Regions from separate parts of the Mus musculus genome. Here region 2 is linked to region 1. A link is a loop called in an ENCODE intact Hi-C map of the cell type or tissue named here. Cell type or tissue: left cerebral cortex. All regions are shown on one strand. Each heading gives the region's core, and the rest is flanking DNA. Links, peaks and the distances in the headings are about the cores only. Region 1 has its middle 18 kb from the start of Gm38730. Region 2 overlaps Card11 (caspase recruitment domain family, member 11).

The links. A loop is a pair of places that touch in the nucleus more often than their neighbours do. Peaks named below come from ENCODE experiments on the same cell type or tissue, not always from the same donor. Only the 100,000 strongest peaks of a DNase experiment are listed, where the experiment ranks them.
Region 2: a loop joins it to region 1, with 3 times the contacts of the local background. A loop is called at or near these places in 16 of 42 quality-filtered maps.

What each region holds. Positions count from the first base shown.
Region 1 is chr5:141,078,852-141,087,978 of GRCm38, forward strand. No RefSeq gene overlaps it. Among named protein-coding and RNA genes, the nearest start is that of Gm38730, 18 kb to the left of the region's middle. In left cerebral cortex, for the core only: no CTCF peak of the experiment used is centred there; DNase peaks (open chromatin) are centred at 635, 1,672, 2,185, 5,389 and 1 more place.
Region 2 is chr5:140,874,246-140,883,372 of GRCm38, forward strand. Card11 (caspase recruitment domain family, member 11) reads right to left here. Exons shown (of 25, transcript NM_175362.2): 19 at 8,040-8,136; 20 at 7,757-7,852; 21 at 6,053-6,188; 22 at 3,718-3,897; 23 at 2,152-2,276; 24 at 96-211. It overlaps Gm30804 (a long non-coding RNA gene), which reads left to right. Exons shown (of 4, transcript XR_377172.3): 4 at 5,774-6,202. Among named protein-coding and RNA genes, the nearest start is that of Gm52831, 26 kb to the left of the region's middle. In left cerebral cortex, for the core only: a CTCF peak has its summit at 4,607 (motif pointing left); no DNase peak of the experiment used is centred there.

The sequences.
Region 1 (9,127 bases), core at 599-8,598:
GTCTTGAGGCAGGGCTGACAGGAAAAGGAGACAAATTCGTTGTCCTTAGACAAGAGGTTTTCTAGCCAACATGCCCCCCCCCGCCCCCGCAGGGTGGCCCACACACGGGGCGCGAGTTGGCTGGCTTAAGAGCAGCACCCGAGAGACCTTAAAAATATCTGGCCACCATGGACCTTATCGACCACCGTAGCCACAGAGGCGTGTGAATGGGGGCGAGGGGTAAAACGCAATCCAATCAATATATGCCTTTCTTCTGCTCCCGACCTCAAATAATGTATGTGCTGATTAAGGAGCCTGTCACTTAGTTTTAAAAGCAGTGTTAAATATTAATTACGAGTCGTATGGCTCGACCCCGGGACGGGTCATCATCTCCTTCCTTCTGGGGTTCTCCTGGGACACTGAAGGAAACCCCACCTCCACTTGGCCACTGGGAAACGGAGCGGATTTCGATTAGAAATCACAACCATTCTCTGTTCCCTCTCCAGCATTAACTGTGGACAGGACAATTACGGAAACAGAATTCATTGTTCGAACAAGCTGAACTCATAATATTAGTGTGGATTTAAAAAAATTTTTTTTCTTGGCCAGGAATTAAAAATAGCTTCTTCTCCCCGTCCCCGCCTCCCACCCTCCTGTTCCCTCGCTGCCAGATTTAGAAACAGGGGAACCTTCATAGGTTGCATCCTAGTTAGTATTCGCGAGGCAGTATGGCTCAGAATCATTTTATTTTAAAAACCAAGTCTTCACTGGATTCCTACAGGGGAGTCCCAGTGCACCAGCTCTGTGTTGGGTGCACGGGGACGGATGCAGAGGCGGGGCATCCGTCTGGGAAGGCTGGGAGCTGACTCCGTGGTGATGCCTGTCCTTGTCAGGATTATCATTGCTGTGATGACACACCTTGACCCAAAGCACCTTAGGGAGTTGCTCTGTTAGTAAAGCGCTTTTTTGTACAAGCGTGGAGACCTGAGTTCACACATCCCCACAAACTGGTAAAAGCCAGCTGTGGCAGCCTACACCTGTTATCCTAATGCTAGACAGGTAGAGATGGGAGGACCCAGACCCGCGAAAGGCCCTGCCTCGAAAAAGAATGTGGGAAATCATCTGAGGAAGATGCCCAAGATTGAACTCTGCTCTCACATGTGTGTGCAAACACACGTGTGCACACACACGTGTGCACCTACTTACTTCACTGCATAGGTCAGTCAGGCTAGCTGGCTATCCAGTTTCTAGAGATGTCCCTTTCTGTCTCCTACCTTGCCTGCCTGCCTCCTTCCCTTCCTCCCTTCCTCCCTTCCTCCCTTCCTCCCTTCCTCCCTTCCTCCCTTCCTCCCTTCCTCCCTTCCTCCCTTCCTCCCTTCCTCCCTTCCTCCCTTCCTCCCTCCCTCCCTCCCTCCCTCCCTCCCTCCCTCCCTCCCTTCCAACCTTGCTCCTGCCTCCCTCGCTTCCTACCTGCCTTTCTTCTTCCTCCTCCTCCCTCTGTCTCTTCTGTCTTTCTCCCTAAGTCTCTCTGTCTCCGTATGTCTTTCCCTCTCTCTTTCTTTCTCAAACTCATATTCTCACACTTGCAGAGAAAACAGTTCCTAGCTGAGCCATCTCCCCAGCTCAGAAACGATGTTTCAGCAAAGAATTTTTAGGAACTGGAGAGATGGCTCTGCAATTAAGAGCATACACCGCTCTTGCAGGACCTGAGTTTAGTTCCCATAGGGTGGCTCACAATAGCCTCTGACTCCAGCTCTAGAGAACCCAACATCCTCTTTTGTCATCTGCAGGCAACTGTACTCACATGTACACACCACACACCATATGCATGGTTTAAAAATAAAAGTAAATATTAAAAAAAAATTTATACACAGACTCAGGCAAGAGCCAAAATGCAAAGAGGCTTTGACTGGGGTTCCTGGTACTTTATCCCTTCCGTGTTGGGTTGAAACACTCCCCCCACCCCAATAATAAAAGATCTTTACAGATGTAATTTGCCAAGATTAGGCCATAATTACTGCCTGACATTCCAGCTGCCTGGATCGAATCTTCCAGAATCTGTCTTCGAGAAGCAGGCTTCTGTGGTTGCTGGCTCATCCTAACATCTGCGGGTCCTGATGCTGCAGGTACGGGGAAGATTAAATACACACGCCTTCAATAGCAAACCAGGGGACATCCAGGTGGTTGCTATGGGAACCACACTGAGTAGCTCCAACTTCACTGTCCCTTGTCAACTTTGTCAGTTGTCAGTAACTTCCTGGTTCATTCTACAAAATAGGAAGTTCACAAGCAGTCTGCTGTCACCAGAGCAAAGTGTGTCTTTGGTAGTTTCCGGGGAAAGAAACCAAAGCTTTAGGACAAGGGGTGTGTGTGTGTGTGTGTGTGTGTGTGTGTGTGTGTCTATTTTGTTTTTAATTATATGTGTACCTGTGTAGGGACATAGCTGTGTTAGTGCAGGTACCCATAGAAGCCTAAGGGGGCATTAGATCCCCTAGAGCAGGAATTATAGATAGTTCTGAATCACCTGATATAGGTTCTGGGAACTAAACTTGGGTGCTATACAAGAGCGGTGTGTGCTCTTAATGCTGAGCCATCTCTTGCACAGTCATTATTTGAAACAAGGTATTGCCCTTAAACCTGGAGCTCACCATTTCCATTATGCTGTCTGGCTGATGAGCCCCAGAGCATCCTCCTGTCTCTACCTCCCCAGTGCTGGGATAACAGGCATGTGCCACCACAGTCAGTATTTAACATGGGTTCTGGGTCTCAAACTCTGATCCTTGCGTTTGTGTGGCAGATACTTCACCCAGTGGTGCCATCTCCCCAGTCCAATACTCCTATGTGGCTCCATCTCCTCTCTACACTGGGAGTGATAGGACTTCAGTGGTGATGCTGAGCTGTGCCCAGAGACCTTCTGCATAGGCCTCCAGATTCTTTGATGAGCAAACATTTGAGATTCCTAATTGGGCTACTACCGTAGAGAATTATTTCATTATTAGAGATGAGAGGAGCTGCCCTAAACCTTGATCATCGTGCTCCCTTTGTTGGGAGCTTCTGGTAACTGAATATGCCAGTGTCTCTCTTGCACCTCTCATTTTTCCTCCCTGCATAGCTAATCAGTACTCTCTGCTTTATTCTTGTAAGAGTTCTATGTAAGTCGGCTCAGTTTTGCTGAAGTCTTTCTTTTTGTGCATTTGACACACTATTGGAGGACAGTAGAAATCTTTATGTTCAAGGGCTAGGGGAACAACACTCAAACTCGGATACAACTCAGAAATTATAAGAGGAAATAATTATTACAATAGAGAAGAAATATCACTCTACTCTACGCTAATGCACTTAACTGTCAAACAAAGAGATCTTTAAGATGATGAAGCATGCACTGCGGGGTAGGAAAATTGAGAGGGGAAAAATATGGCAGCAATTTATTCCCCGGGTAACTGGAATAGGAAGGATCCCATTCTGTGTTATAACCACTTATGGAGGAAATCTGCGTGGACTGGGAAAGAAGAATGGGGTTAGGAAAATCAGCTTGAGCGCAGGTGTCATACACAGTCACGGTTCGTACGCAGCAGGAGAGAACAGAGACATGTGGCACAGTTGGGAGGGAGAATGAGAGATGGTCCCCATTTCAGGAGGTTGGGATGTTTAACATCTCCAAGGTCAATGGCAGAAGGCTGATTATCTCTAAGCATCAAAATAAGACAGAGCTGGGGGATGGGGCAACGGTAACTCGTTTGCTGAGCAAGCATGAGGACCTGATTTCGATCCCCAGCATCCACACAGGAAGAGCATATGGTAGCCTTTTGTTTGCCTTTTGTTGGGGATGCAGAGAGGGGTGGATCCTGGGGCTCCCTGGCTAGCCAGACTAGCCAATAGGCACGTTCCAGGTTCAGTGAAAAACTGTGCCTTAAGGAATACTGTGGGGCTGGAGAGATGGTTCATCAGTTGAGAGTGTATACTGCGTTTGCAGAGGACTGGAGTTTGATTTCTGGTCTCCACACTGGGTAGCTCACAGCTACCTGTAACTCTAGCTCCAGGGCAACTGATAAGTTTTTCTGCCTCTAAAAACACCCTCATGCATATGCATATACTGCTACCACAATACACATATGAATACCATTTTAAAATACAATAGAAGCTTTAAAAAAGGTAGACAGCAATTGGGAAAGGCAAGTTCTGGCCTTCCAGACATTTCCCATTCACTGTCCAACCTCATGTGGAGTAAATGAATTCTTCATTCATTCTAAGTATGAAAGAGTGGAAATGGGGGCCAGGCATGGTGGTGCACATATGTGAGGGGACAAGGCGTGGTGGCACACATATGTACTCTCTGCACTTGGGAGACTGAGAAAGGAGGATGGCCTTGTCTCACAATTTTAAGGGCTGGTCATGTAGCTCTGTTGGTAGAGTGTTTGCCTGGTTTGCACAAAGCATGAATCCATGTAAGACATCTGTAATCCCAGTATTTGAGAAGTGGAGGCAGAAGATCAGAGGGGCATCTTCAGTAAACAGTGAGGTTAAGGCCAGCCTGGGTTGCGTGAGATTGTGCCTTTTAAAGAAGAAGAAGAAGAAGAAGAAGAAGAAGAAGAAGAAGAAGAAGAAGAAGAAGAAGAAGAAGAAGAAGAAGAAGAAGAAGAAGAAGAAGAAGAAGAAGAAGAAAAAGAAGAAGAAAATGAAGAAGAAGAAGAAGAAGAAGAAGAAGAAGAAGAAGAAGAAGAAGAAGAAGAAGAAGAAGAAGATGGTAAAACTGGGTGGTTTTTTTTTATATCACAAAAATTTAGCATCGGGGTTTTCTTAACACCCATGTAGGATAATACTCAAAACACAGTTTAGAGAGAAACTAAACTGTTTACTACACAGTTTAGAGTTTAGATGAAAGGGAGAAAGAAAAGGAGGGAAATGATCGAGTGAAGAAATAAGGATGCAAATGAGCTTAGTGTGATGGATATGGTGTGCTCTGTTCCCCAAAGGCTCACATGTTGGAATACTGGGTCCCCAGGTGGCAGCTCAGCTTTGTGAACCTCAAGGAAGTGGAACTTACGGAGCAAGTGGGTCGCTGGAGGATGGGAATTAAAGTTTACAGCCCCTACTAACAAGAGCACATGACTTCCAAACCCCGCCTCCAGGTCTGTGTTCAAGTAGCTCCCTGTAGGATCTATTCCCAAGTTCAAAGTTGCCCTTGCCCTTGCTCTAGCTATGTGACCCCTCCCCCCTTTACCTATTAGAGTCAAGGGACTCTGAGGCTGGCCTCGTTCTGCCACTGAAGCACACATATTTCAGTCACCAACCTGGTGCCACGTCCTTAATGACTCCAGACTGTGACTGCTCTGCCATCTCTGCCTGCAACAGCTGCTCCCTCCGTCTGCTCACGGAGCCAGTGCAAGCTGCGCTAGCGTTAGTTACTTTTCTCCTCACTAGGACAAAACACTTGGCAGGAATGGCTTCCGAGATGAAGAGTTTATTTGGGCAAACAGATAAAGGGGATGTAGTCCGTCATGGCAGAGAAAGTGTGGCAGCTGGGATTGGCTCTGCAGAAGCCACAGACACCTGTTTCTTCTCATCTCTTTGAACCAGGAAGCAAAGAGTTTGGGCAGAAAGCTTGCAGTGATCTACTCCTTCCAGCTGGGCCCCACTTCCCGTTTGCTAAACTCCCCATATAGCGCCATCAGCTGGGGAGCAAGTGTTCAAACCCATGAGCTGATCAGGGCGACTCACAGTGGAATCCTAACACTGAGCAGCGCAGATTCCTCATGAGACAATGCTGAGCTCAGATGGATGCTAATGGCATTGTCTCGGCTTAGCCTTCATTAGAGACCCTCTTTGTCTAACAAAGTCTAAAGTTCCAAGCAGTCTTGTTAACTAGTGTTAACTGTGGTCTGTCTAGACCGGGGTTTCTAGGAACTTGGCTTCTTGTTTAAAGAATTGAAAAAAGTGTGCTCAAAGAGAGAAGCAACGAAGGATTTTATTCAGAATCAGAGCGAAGGTATAGGGTAGATAAGGCTGTAAGGGAACACTCAGCTCTGAGAAAGCTTGTCGCTCAACCTCCCCCCTCCCCCCTCCCCCCCCTCCCCGTGACCTCCGGGGACTTCCTTTTATGGGTTCTTGAGGGATTGGTTGCTATGGGCGGAGTGAGGGTGGTTTCTGCTTTTGATTGACAGACTTGGGTTATGTAGGCTTTTGTTCAGTGTACATACCCTTTCCCACAATGCATCTGACTTTAATCGTGTGTACATCCAGTCATTAATAAGATGGCAAATTAGGGAGTTTTTCCTAAAAGTTCACCCACAGGATAGTTTGCCTTATTGTACATGCACTTGAAACCAGTCCAGGAGGTATTGTCCCGCTTGCTGCTCCTAGTTCCAAAATACACTTCAGGATGTGTTTAGCAACGAAAGGGGAATTTCTAGGGAACTCGAGTTTGGAGTGAGAATAGACTCCTGGATACACGGGTGCGTAAGGTTTGATGAAGGTGGGGTTTCCAAAAGGCATTTGTGTAATTGAAGCCAAGTGGGTTCCAGGTCGCTAAGTTGTCCCTATGCTTGTCTGCCTCGCTAGGACCTCCATCATCATCGAAGCCTTACTAATCCTTACCAGTTCTTTCAAGGTGCCATCTTCTATTCTCAGCACCTCCTGTACCTGTTTTCTCTGTGCTAGCACCCAGACGCAAACTTGTTCCCCACCCCCACCCCCCACCCCCACCTACTCCCCGCTCCTAGCTGCCCTTGAACTTCTCCCTTCTGATGATCCCTTCCACCCTGCTTTGCCCCATGCAGCCCATTGATCGAGTTTCTCTGGTTCTCTCTCCTAGTGAAGCCCACAGCCACACCTCACTTCTTTCCAGCTACCGCAGTGTGGACCCCAGAGGGGGCACCACGCATCGCCTGTGTCCCCTGGGCCAGCGCTCCACCTGGCAGACAGGCCTGTGTTTTCATTGCACTTGAGATTTGTTTTTGCTGCAGATGGTGAGACACGCTTTCACAGAAATGATTGCCCCAGAGGAAGATTGTACTCACAAATCCCCAGGATAGGGAGGCGGGGGGGGGGGGGGGGGGGAGGAGAAGATCGCAGGGCATGCTGGGAAGTACCTGCCCTGGTCAGGAGGGCCTTCAGTGTGACTTCCGACAATGGATCCCTAAGGCAGGGCAGGCAGGCTTAGCATTGGGTATTTGCTTTGTTGTTTGGGTTGGATTTTCCCCAGTGCTGGAGATCAAACTCAGGGCCATCAGTATACGAGCACTGAGCCATATCTGCAGTTCCCAGGGCTGACTTACTTGAGTGATTCCAGTGTGTATGGGTCCTTGAAACTGTCTTTGGTTTGTCTGGGACTGGTCCTGAGGTGGCTAGGTGTTGTGTGACTTCTTTTGAGAGACATGAGCAAATGTCTATTCACCTCAGGTAGGGTAGTGACAACAGGCTGTATTTTTCTTCCAGACCCAGCTGCTGGATCAGTGAGCTTGCTAGGACTACATACAGGAGCATTTAGGACTAAGAGGCAGCTGCATCACCAAAAAAATTCACCCCAGCACACACATAAACACACACACACACACACACACACGTATATATACACAAATATACATGTACACACACAAATACAAGCATATAAATATGTATACACAAATATACATGCACACACAAACACAAATATGTACACATACATGCACAAATATGCACATAGACAAACAAATATACATATACACACATATACAAATATACATTTATATACAAACAGGCACAAATATACCTATACACAAAATATACTATATGCATAAAATATATACATACACAGATATACATATACACACAAAATGCATGTACACAAATACATATACATACATAAACATACACACAAACACACACAAATATACACACATATATACAAATATATATATACACACAAAACCTCAAATGTACACATTAAAAATATACATTTACACACAAACACACATAAATATACATATAAACCAATATACATATATGCACAAATATACATATATACACACAAGCACACATGTAAAATACATGTATACAAACACATATATACACACATACACAATACACACATGCAAAATACATATACATATATACACACATACATACACATATACACATTTACACAAACATACATGTTTTAGGTATGAAAGAAACAAGGCTTTAAAATATGTAGGTTGTTGTTGGTGAAGATGTAGCAGGATCTGTTTGGAGGCTTGATCAGGAAGTTGAGACTGCCTCTCTATCAGCTGCTTGCTGGGCAACAGCTATCTAAGAAGGGGTGTGGACTCAGGGTGCTTAACTACTTTTAGTTGCTATGGCAAAACACCATGACCTAAAGAGACCTGAGGAAGAAAAAGTTTATTTGGGCTTATGGCTTCGAGAGAGAGTCTTTAATGGCAGGGAGGCACAGCAGTAGATGGCATGAGTGGATTGCTTTCTGTCACACAGGAAGCTGAGAGTGAACTCTAAATGGCATGAGGCTCTAAACACTTCAGGTCTGCCTCCTCCAGCAAGGATGTACGTCCTACAGGTTGCCTAACCTCACCCAAAACAACACTGCCAGCCATGACCAAGTATCCAATACAGGAGCCATGGGGGGCATTTCTCAGTCAGCCTCTGCAGGTGCCATGGGTTGCCAAGGGGCTCATAGGTGAAGGCTTCTTACCCATTGTACCACCCCCAACTGGGGCAGCAGGGTCTCACAGAGGGCCACTGGGGTCGCCCACTGCTCACTGTGGCCCACCTCCTCCCTTAACAAGAGGCAGCTTCAGCCCAGATTGCCATTATTGAAACTTCCCTTGTTTGCTTTTCCTCGAAACATCAGGGTTTTTTTTTTTTTTTTTTTTTTTTTTTGCATTCATTCTCCGTCTTTAGCATATCGCTTTCCCATTTGCTTTTATTACAGGGTATGCTAATTGCTGTAGAGGAGGAAGACATTACATGGAGTGTGTACACACACATCCTCTAGTGGGTTCATTAAGTGTTAAATAATTAGGTTATTGGTGTTTTAAATGCTCTGTTATGCAAAAAAGAAATACTTTGTGGATAGTTAGACGGATGTTAGAGAGAGTGTTAGTGATTTTAGGAAATTGCTGGGAATTTTGAAAGAACTGGGAACATAGTATGGGATCTTCCCACTTAAAAGGTGCAA
Region 2 (9,127 bases), core at 744-8,743, 200 kb before region 1:
AGGGTTAGTGTCACACGTCCCAGCATCCAGAGTTTTTGGAAGGGCTGAGTAAGGGTGGTGTGTGTGTGGCAGGTGTGAGGACTGGGTGTCCTTACCTGAACCGTTTGATGTTCTTCTCGCTCACCCGGATGAGCAGCACTATGGGGTACACCTTGCACTTGATCAGGTCGCGCACACAGCCGATCCCAGCCTCCAGCAGGCAGTGTTTGTTCTGCAAGTATAACAGCCACCATCAGCAGTGGTGCCCACCCAGCTGTCCTTGTGGGTGCCAGGCTGTGCTAGGGAACTTCAAAAGTTGGCCTCGGTGAGGTCGTAGCCCCACACCTGAGTACTACTTGCTCAGCCCCGCTGAGCACAGTGACACCGGCTATTGAGGTTGAATCCAAGGGGGGCTTGCAATGGACACTCACCCCCTCCAGCCTTCCATGGAATTCCTGGTAATGGGTAAGAGAACAGAAAATGCCAGGAAGGGAGGTTGGCTCAGGGGTCCTTGGGGCTACCTGCTTAACCAGGAGCTTGTTAGTTGTGGGAAAGGACATTCCCATGTGGCTGAAGGCATCACTTAAGGAAAAAAACCCACCAAACTTACATCAAAGAGAAAAAACATGCACAATTGCTACCCTAGCCCTAGAGAGACTGAGGCTGGAAGACTGAGAGCTTCAGGTCAGCCTGGGCTACCTAGTAAGAGTCACAAATTAAGAAGAAAGGAAGGAAGGAAGGAAGGAAGGAAGGAAGGAAGGAAGGAAGGAAGGAAACAATATAAGTAGGCAGGTGTGTGGTACACACCTGTGATCCTAGCACCTGGGCGGCAGAGACAGGAAGTTAGCAATTGGAGGGCAGCCTGGACGACATAGCTAGTTCCAGGTTAGCCTGGTTCACATAGTGAGAGCTTATTTAAAAACCAAGCAAAGGCTGGAGAGATGGCTCAGTGGCTAAGTATACTTGCTGCTCTTGGGGAAGATCTGAGTTCAGATCCCAGCACCCATGTGGCAGCTCACAACCACCAGGAACACTCTAGCTCCAGGAGATGTGATGCCCTCTTCTGACCTCTGTGGGCATTGCACTCATGTGCGCGCGCACACACACACACAGACAGACACAGACACAAAAAAATCAAACAAAAATATCTTTTAAAAAACCCAGCCAAACAAAAAACAGAATATATGTATATATTCTTGAATATATGTGTGTATGTGTATATATGTATATGTGTATATATGTGTGTATGTGTATGCACATATTCATGCATATGTATATATATATGTATGTATACATATATGTGTATGAATATGTATATCCAAGAGTGGCAGTACATGACTGTAATTTTGTTACCTAGTAGGTGAGACTTAGGAGACTGTAGTTTTCAAGCCAGTCTTATCTACATGAGACCCTTTCAAAAAGCTAGAGAAAGAGGAGGAGGAGGAGGTAGAGGAAGATGGAGAAGAGGAAGAAGAGAGGAGAGGAGAGGGGGAGGGGAGGGAGAGAGAGGAAGGAAGGGGCAGAGAAGAAAAGGGAGAGAGAGAATATAGTATTCCCATCACTCTATGAATGTTTCCTCTGCACACACTGTAGACCTGGCACCCAGGCCTTGGGGAGTCACAGCTTGGAAACCTGCCCTTCTGGACTTCCTCCCTGCATTTGTTTCCTCCCTGCCTCCCCTTAACCCTGGCTGGTGGGGCTCCACCTTTCCAGTACAATTTATCTTGTCTGTGGCCCACTCACTTTCTCTTCCCTGTGATCAGACCTCCTTAATAGGATCTGGCTTTCTTATTTGAAATATGAAATAGGACTTCAGGTAGCAACAGAAAACAAACCAGAATGTGTTCTATCTAACCCTGGTGTGCTCTCTCTCTCTCATTCTCTCTCTCTCCTTCCTTCCTCTCTCTCTTTTACACATGTAAACACACACACACACACACACACACACACACACACACACCCTTAGCTGACATGAACCAACACCAGGACACTGGCAGAAACAGAAAACAGAAGAGGATCCCAAAATACAAGCCCACATCAGAGATTTGAGGACAAAGAGTGGAGTCAGAGAGTGACCTGGGGCCTGTGTCCACCCATCCCTGCCCATGACCCAGTGCCTCACAGAGATGGTTGGGTAGGGCCTTAGTCTGGCCAGTACCCAGGGTCTCTCACCTTGGCTGCCACAGCCTCAATGTTGGCAGGGACGATGCATTCAAAGGTGTTGGGGTTCTTTTCCCGGGAGTAGATGATGGTCTCTGTCTTCTGCTTTCGGAGGAACTCATCTCTTGTGACAATATCTGAAGAGAGGGGAGTTAGTGCCCAGGGTGGCAAGTGCTATTTGTGGTGGGTTGTCTCTTCCAGGCCCTATCTGTCCCTCCTAAGTGCCACATAATTTGATATTCATCTGGTTCTTTCCCACTTTGGTTAAATGGAACATCATCTTCTCTACTAGATAGGGAAGCTCCCTGGGAGTGGGGTCAAGTTCATGATTGCTCTGCCAGACCATGCAGCAGGGGCTCCGTAAACACTTGGACTCTGGCTTTTCAGCTGTGAGTGTCATTGGACAAAGTAGCCCAGGCATTGTGGGGCAATGCTATGTATGATTCAATAATAAAACTCACATGTGGAGCCAACCCCACATATCTATCCATGCTTTTGTCTATCCATTCATCAATCCATCCATCCATCTGTCCATCCATCCACTCTTCCATCCACCCACCCATTCACTCATTTATCCACCCGCTCATCAATTCATCTAGCCAGTCAACCAGTCATCCATCCATCCATCCGTCCATCCATCCACTCTTCCATTAATCCATCCACCTATCCATCCATCTATTCATTCACTTATCCATCCATCTACCCATCCATCTGTCCATCCATCCATCCATCCATCCATCTACTCTTCCATTCACCCATCCACCTATCCATCCATATATCCATCTATCCACCCATCCATCTGTCCATCCATCCTTCTATCTGTCCATCCATCCATCTGTCTGTCCGTCCATCCATCTGTCCATTCATCCATCTGTCCATTTATCCATTCACTTATCCATTTGTCTATTTATCTATCCATCTGCCTATTCATCAACACATCCACACATCTGTCCATCAATCCACTCATCCATTACCTGACTATTCACCATCCATTCATCTACTTACCCATCCAACCATTCATCATAAGCTGTCCATTCATTCAACCATTCACACATCTTCCTAGTGTCTACCATCCAGCTACCCTACCCATCCCTAGCCACCCATCAATCCATCATCCATCTATCATCTACCTTTCTATCATCTACCATCTACCCATTTACCCATCTACCTAATACCCATTTCCATCTATGATCCATCTGTCCATCCATCCATCCATCCATCCATCCATCCATCCATGTACCTACCCACTCACTCATCCATCCATCCAACCACAGGATCTTACTCATGGTCAACTGTTAGGATTAAAAACATGATGAGACACATTGCTGTATCCAAGGAGATATGATCTAGCTGGAGATGATGACGTAGGCTACAGAACATTACGAGGTGGCCGAGTGGGTACAAGGATGAGGAGGAGTTGGGCAGCAGGGGAAGGCAGGCTTCCTGCCACAAATGGAGGAAGAGAGGAAGAGGAGGAGCAATGGAAGAAAGGGGAGGGGAGAAGGCAGGGAGGCTGCGCACTCTTGTGATGGGCTGCCGAAGCCTGTGTCCCTCTGTCTGTCACCTGGCCATGCTCACCTGACTTGCAGATGGTGAACTCCATGGCACCCCCTGAGTTGAGCAGCTTCTGCACCAATGTCTTGGCCAGCATGGTGGGCGTGAAGAGCACAGGCCTGCGGCGCTCACAGTGGAAAGCGCGCACCAGGCTGTAAGGGATCAGGGTGAGGTTCCGGCTGAGCTCATTCTCAGGATCCAGTTCTAACAGAACAGAAACAGTGGGCTGTTAGAGCCTGCCCTGCCCGAGGGCACACTCAGGCCATGGGGGCCTTGGCTGCCCTTTTGGACTCATAAGGCCTGGAGGTCTCTGGTGGTAGAGAAAGGGACATGGGTATCTTGGAGCTTACTCTGGGCCCCCAGAGGCAATGCCTCTGATGTAGAGGAGACACAGGGGAGCCTTGATGGATTCTGAAGTCTGGACCACCTCAGTAGACCAAGGACAGCTTCTTAGAATAGGGGCAGGGTCTAAGGAGTACAGCCAGGTACACAGTAGTGTCTCTTTCAACTGAAATGTTCCCCCCACTGGCTCACTAGGAAATGACTAGGGACAGGGGTGTCTCAGAAACCTGCTGAACTGAAGGGTGGGGCTGGCTTAGTGGGCACAAGTGCTTGCTGGGAAAGTGAGTGAAGACCCACACTAGTCTCCGGAAGCCATGTAAACATCCTGTGTGTTGTGTGCACTTAGAATCCCAGTGCGGGCAGGCAGAGACAGGTGGCTCGGATCCCTAGGGACTTGCTGGTCAGTCAGTCTAGCCTCATCAGGGTGGCTAGGCCAATGAGAGAGCTTGCCCCCAAATCCTTAATTCCTCAGGATGGCGGCTGAGGAATTAAGAGCACTTGCTGCTCTTGCAGAGGAGCAGAGTGATCAAAGCTACCTGTAACTCCAGCTCCAGGGGGTTTATCGCCCTCTTCTGGTCCCTATGGGAACTGCACTCACGTGGCAAGAGTGTGTACACAAATAAATGAAAAGTAAAACAAAACAAAACAAAACAAAACCTTAGCCAAACAACAACAATAACGACAGCAAAACCATTAAGGTAGATGGTGACCGAAGAACAAGACCTCTGATTTCTCTGACCTCATATGGCCACACAAGCCATATGAAAGCCCATGAGGTTACAGAGGCAGTAAATCATGGTTAGGGATGAGACTCTTCAGTGGAGCTGTCTGCAAGTTGTACAGGGAGCTCCAGGAGTGTCACTTTTGTGAGTCAGCACCTGCCCTGTGGTGGGACCTTTCTGAAGATGCCATAGTCTAAGGTGCGCACGCTCCTGACACCAGCCCCAGAGAATTCACTGGTTCTCCAAGGTAGATTTGGCTGGACTTGTTCCTTTGGTCAGTGATGCCCTGTCTGTCAGGTGTGAACAGACAGGGACTCCCCCAGGAAAAGCATGCAGTGCGAGGGTTCAGCAGACAGATGGGTGAGTACAGGAGAGTGAAGGGCAGCGGAGAAGACCAGGTGGGCAAGATGGCAAAGCTTTGTGGTCTGCCATGGAAGGCAGACCCCTCCATTTTCCTGAGTCCCAGGGCTAGAGGATCTGTTAGGGCTAGGTATCTAGGGACCCATTTCCCAGGACCAGGGGCCTGTCCCTTTTCCTTTGCTCCTGGCCTGCCCAACCTGGGAACAAAGAGGATTTCCTAATTATCCATATTCAAGTCTCTGTTCACCAGAGAGCCCAGCCTGGATGGGTGAGGCAGGGAGGGCTCACCATCATCTGGGGACCACGATGTGGGGTGACTTTTTACCAGCCAGGTAAACAGTAAAAGGTACTCAGTGTGGGAGAGAAATCAATAAATACATAAATCTTGGCACAGGGCTTCAGTCAATGTGGGCATCTGGGCACATGTGTGTGCATGTCTTCGTGTATGCATGCATGTGTGTGCATGCATGCATGCATGCGTGTGTGTGTGTGTGTGTGTGTGTGTGTTTGTGTGTGCGTGGTTCTCTCTATGTGTGCAAGTGTGTGTGTGAGCTCATATGCACACTCACACACACACTTGCATACACAAGCCAGAGGCAGATACTGGGTGTCTCACTGTGTGTGCTTCTCAATTACTCTACACCTTATTTTTTCAGACAGGGCCTCTCACACGATCAGAAGCTTAACAGGCCCGAATGGCAGGACAGTGAACTCTAGGCATCCTCCTGGCTCTGTCTCCCCTAGCTGCGGTTGTCAGTTCACACTGGAGTGATGCTGGGGTAAGCACGTTACCCCGACCATCTCTTCAGCCCCTCCTTTGTCTTTTCATCCTGCTAAGCCTGTGTCAGAGACAGATGTGTCTCCCTGGAAGGGTGGGTGTGTACCAGACATGCCCCTGCTGGGCTGTGGGGTGGGGCCTCGAGGTCGTCACACACCTTCATGCTTCTCGGTCAGGAGTTTGGTGGCATCCAGCGAGGACCGGGAGAGGCTCCCCAGGGGACTCCCAGAGATGATTCTCACGCGCTCATTGCTGTTCATTCTTTTGTACTTGTTTTCTGACCGGCTGACAAACTGTGGAGAAGAGACAGTGGTAGGAGGGTGGGGTAGAGGGTGGGGGCAGGACAGGTGGGCGGGGCATAATCTCTAGGTTTGGGCCAAGAGTGAACTGCACTAGCAAGACAAAACCTTTGTTCAAACCTTGACTTTACGCTGCAGGGAGCCCAGGGCAGACCGCCTCCACTGTAAAGAGCCAGCCTCTGCATGGGACTCTGGAACATTCTAGCTACCATCCCATGATGACACCACGTGCAGCTACTGTTGTAGCTGATGAGGACCCAGGCTGGAAACCTCCAACTCTTCCCACATTGTTCCCATGAGCCTCTGGGTTCTGGGATCGTGGCTTCTCACACAGTTCATAGATACTTCTCTGGTACAGAATCCAGGTTCCCACAGAGCTCTCTGGGCACCTTTGAGCCTCTCCCCGCTTCAGAAGAGCCTGCCCTGTCCTACTGTGTGCTAGCCTCACACTTTTATCCTTATATATTTTGGAGACAGAGTCTCATGTAGCCCAGGCTAGCCATATCCTCACTATGAAGCCCAGGAGGACCTTGAACTTTGGGTCCCCCGCCTCTGGGATTGCAAGAGAGCTGGGATTAGAAGCCTGCTTCACCATGCCAGGTTTATGTGGTGCTGTGGAAGGAACCCAGAGCCCCGTGCAACGTAGGTAGACATTTAAACAACTAAGCCATTCCCCTAGCTTAGCCTTGAGTCTCTGGCTGAAACCCTGCTGGCTCAAGTTTGACACATGGGCCTAACAATGTCGTGATAGATGGATGGCCCTGCCTTCCAGGGGCCTCATGCTCTGCAGGTCTCTTCGCACCGGCTGTCTCTGTCACAGGCTTGTATCTATCTGGGATTCGGGGTCAAGGTGTCAGCTATCTCTTGCTGCATTGGAGTATAATTAATGCAGCACCAATGCAGGAAATGTGCGTCTGGGCTCACATCCTGTGCTTCTCTCAACTATCAATACAAGAAATGTCTATAATCACTGCATCTGTACCTCTACGAAGTCACAAAACAACCTTGTCAGTGGTCTTTGTATTATCGGCCCCCAAAATACTTGGCTTTTTCTTTAGAAGTACAAGGAAGAAAAAAAAAATCCTTCCCGGTTCTGAAGAGCTGAACTGTTTCCACAGATGGGTAAGAGCCAAGGAACCTGCTGGGTTTCTCTTGTCTCCTTGGCTGCTAGGATGCTCGGGTAAGTTTAATGCTCCCCCAGAGAGAATAAACTGGCCTACATATCTGGAGGGTTTGTTTTTTTCTCCCCAACGCAGCACAACTGATTTTTTTTTTAAATCATATTTTAGCAGCAGAGTTGTTGAAGCGCTTTTGGCCTAAAGTTTCTTCAAATCTTTTATGAAAGTGAGACTGGCTTCCAGCAGGCTAGGAGTCTGTCTACAGACCTGTCACTGCGGGGATAAAATGGGACCAGAGAAGCCAGGCGCTGTGAGATGTCACAAGGGGCACCTGAAATACAATGCCTTGTTATGTCCCCCTGGTGTCTCTTCTTGGTAGGCAGAGGGAGGAGCCCCAGCACACTGTGCCAGAAAAGTCAGTGGGCATCCGATCACCAACCTTACCTGCAGGAGCTGGCCAAAGAAGAAACTCGCTCTGGAGAGGCGGGGGCTGACTCGGGGGTCGCTCGTCGAAAGCATCTCTTCGGGCTGCAGGGTGTTCTGGAATGAGTTTGTCAATCAGCTCAGGCTGAGGAAAGGGCTCCCGAGTATGAGACTGCGGTAGAGAGATGTCCGTCCATCCGGCCCCAAGGCCTCTCTGGCCTGAATGTCAGGTGCAACATCAAAGACCTGCAGCCTGGTGGCAGCAGGGCCTGGGCTGTGTGTGTGTGTGTCTTTGTGTACCTACCCGGAGGCTGCGCAGGGTGTGGTGAGCGCTGTCTGCCTCTTCCCGGTTGCCTCTGTGAACCAACCGCTGGAGCTTCACCAGGAGAAGCTGTTGAGCCCTGTGGAGGGGACATGGGAGCAACCTCAGAGCTATGACTGGGCAAGGTGTGTGACCTGCAAACGGGAGAAGCTGGGCCTGAGGGCTCCCCCATTGGGGTTGGGTTCTAGACTCTTGAGGAGCAGCTGCAGGGTCATGCCCTTGTGTCTGGGTTTCTTCACTGACCATCTGATTGGCTGAGAGCCACTGCCTGAGGCTGACTAAGCTGTAGCAAGGGCCCAGAAGAGCAGGTGTCACTGTGTGGAAGAACAGAAACCCAACAGCCCTGACACCTGCTGGGTTCCGCCCAGCCTGATTAAAGAGAAAACACTGAAGGACTAGGGCATGGCTCAGAGACAGCGCATTTGCCAGTATGCCCCAGGGTTGAGGATTCCATCCCCTTCCACTCGACCCTGAACCTCAGATAAAAAGAAAAGAGATGAGGCAGAATGGTCATCCCAACTGCCTTGGGAGAAGGGCCTGAGGGCAGGATTGCAAGTTCAATTTTAGACTGGGTAATTTTGTCAAATTCTATTGCAAATTAAAAAAAAAAGTAAAACAGGTTGGGGCCTTGGCTTAGTGGTAGAACCCCTGCCTAGAAACCCCCAGTGAGGGGCTGGGACATGGCTCAGTGGTAGATCCCCTGCCTAGAATCCCCCAGGGAGGGGCTGGGTCTGTGGCTCAGTGGTAGAGCCCCTGCCTAGAATCCCCCAGTGAGGGGCTGGGGGAAGTGGCTCAGTGGTAGAGCCCCTGCCTAGAATCCCCCAGTGAGGGGCTGGGGTGTGGCTAGTGGTAGAGCACCTGCCTAGAATCCCCCAGTGAGGGGCTGGGGTGTGGCTCAGTGGTAGAGCCCCTGCCTAGAATCCCCCAGGGAGGGGCTGGGGGCGTGGCTCAGTGGTGGAGTCCCTGCCTAGAAACCCCCAGTGAGGGGCTGGGGTGTGGCTCAGTGGTAGAGCCCCTGCCTAGAATCCCCCAGTGAGGGGCTGAGGTGTGGCTCCTGGTAGAGGGCTTCC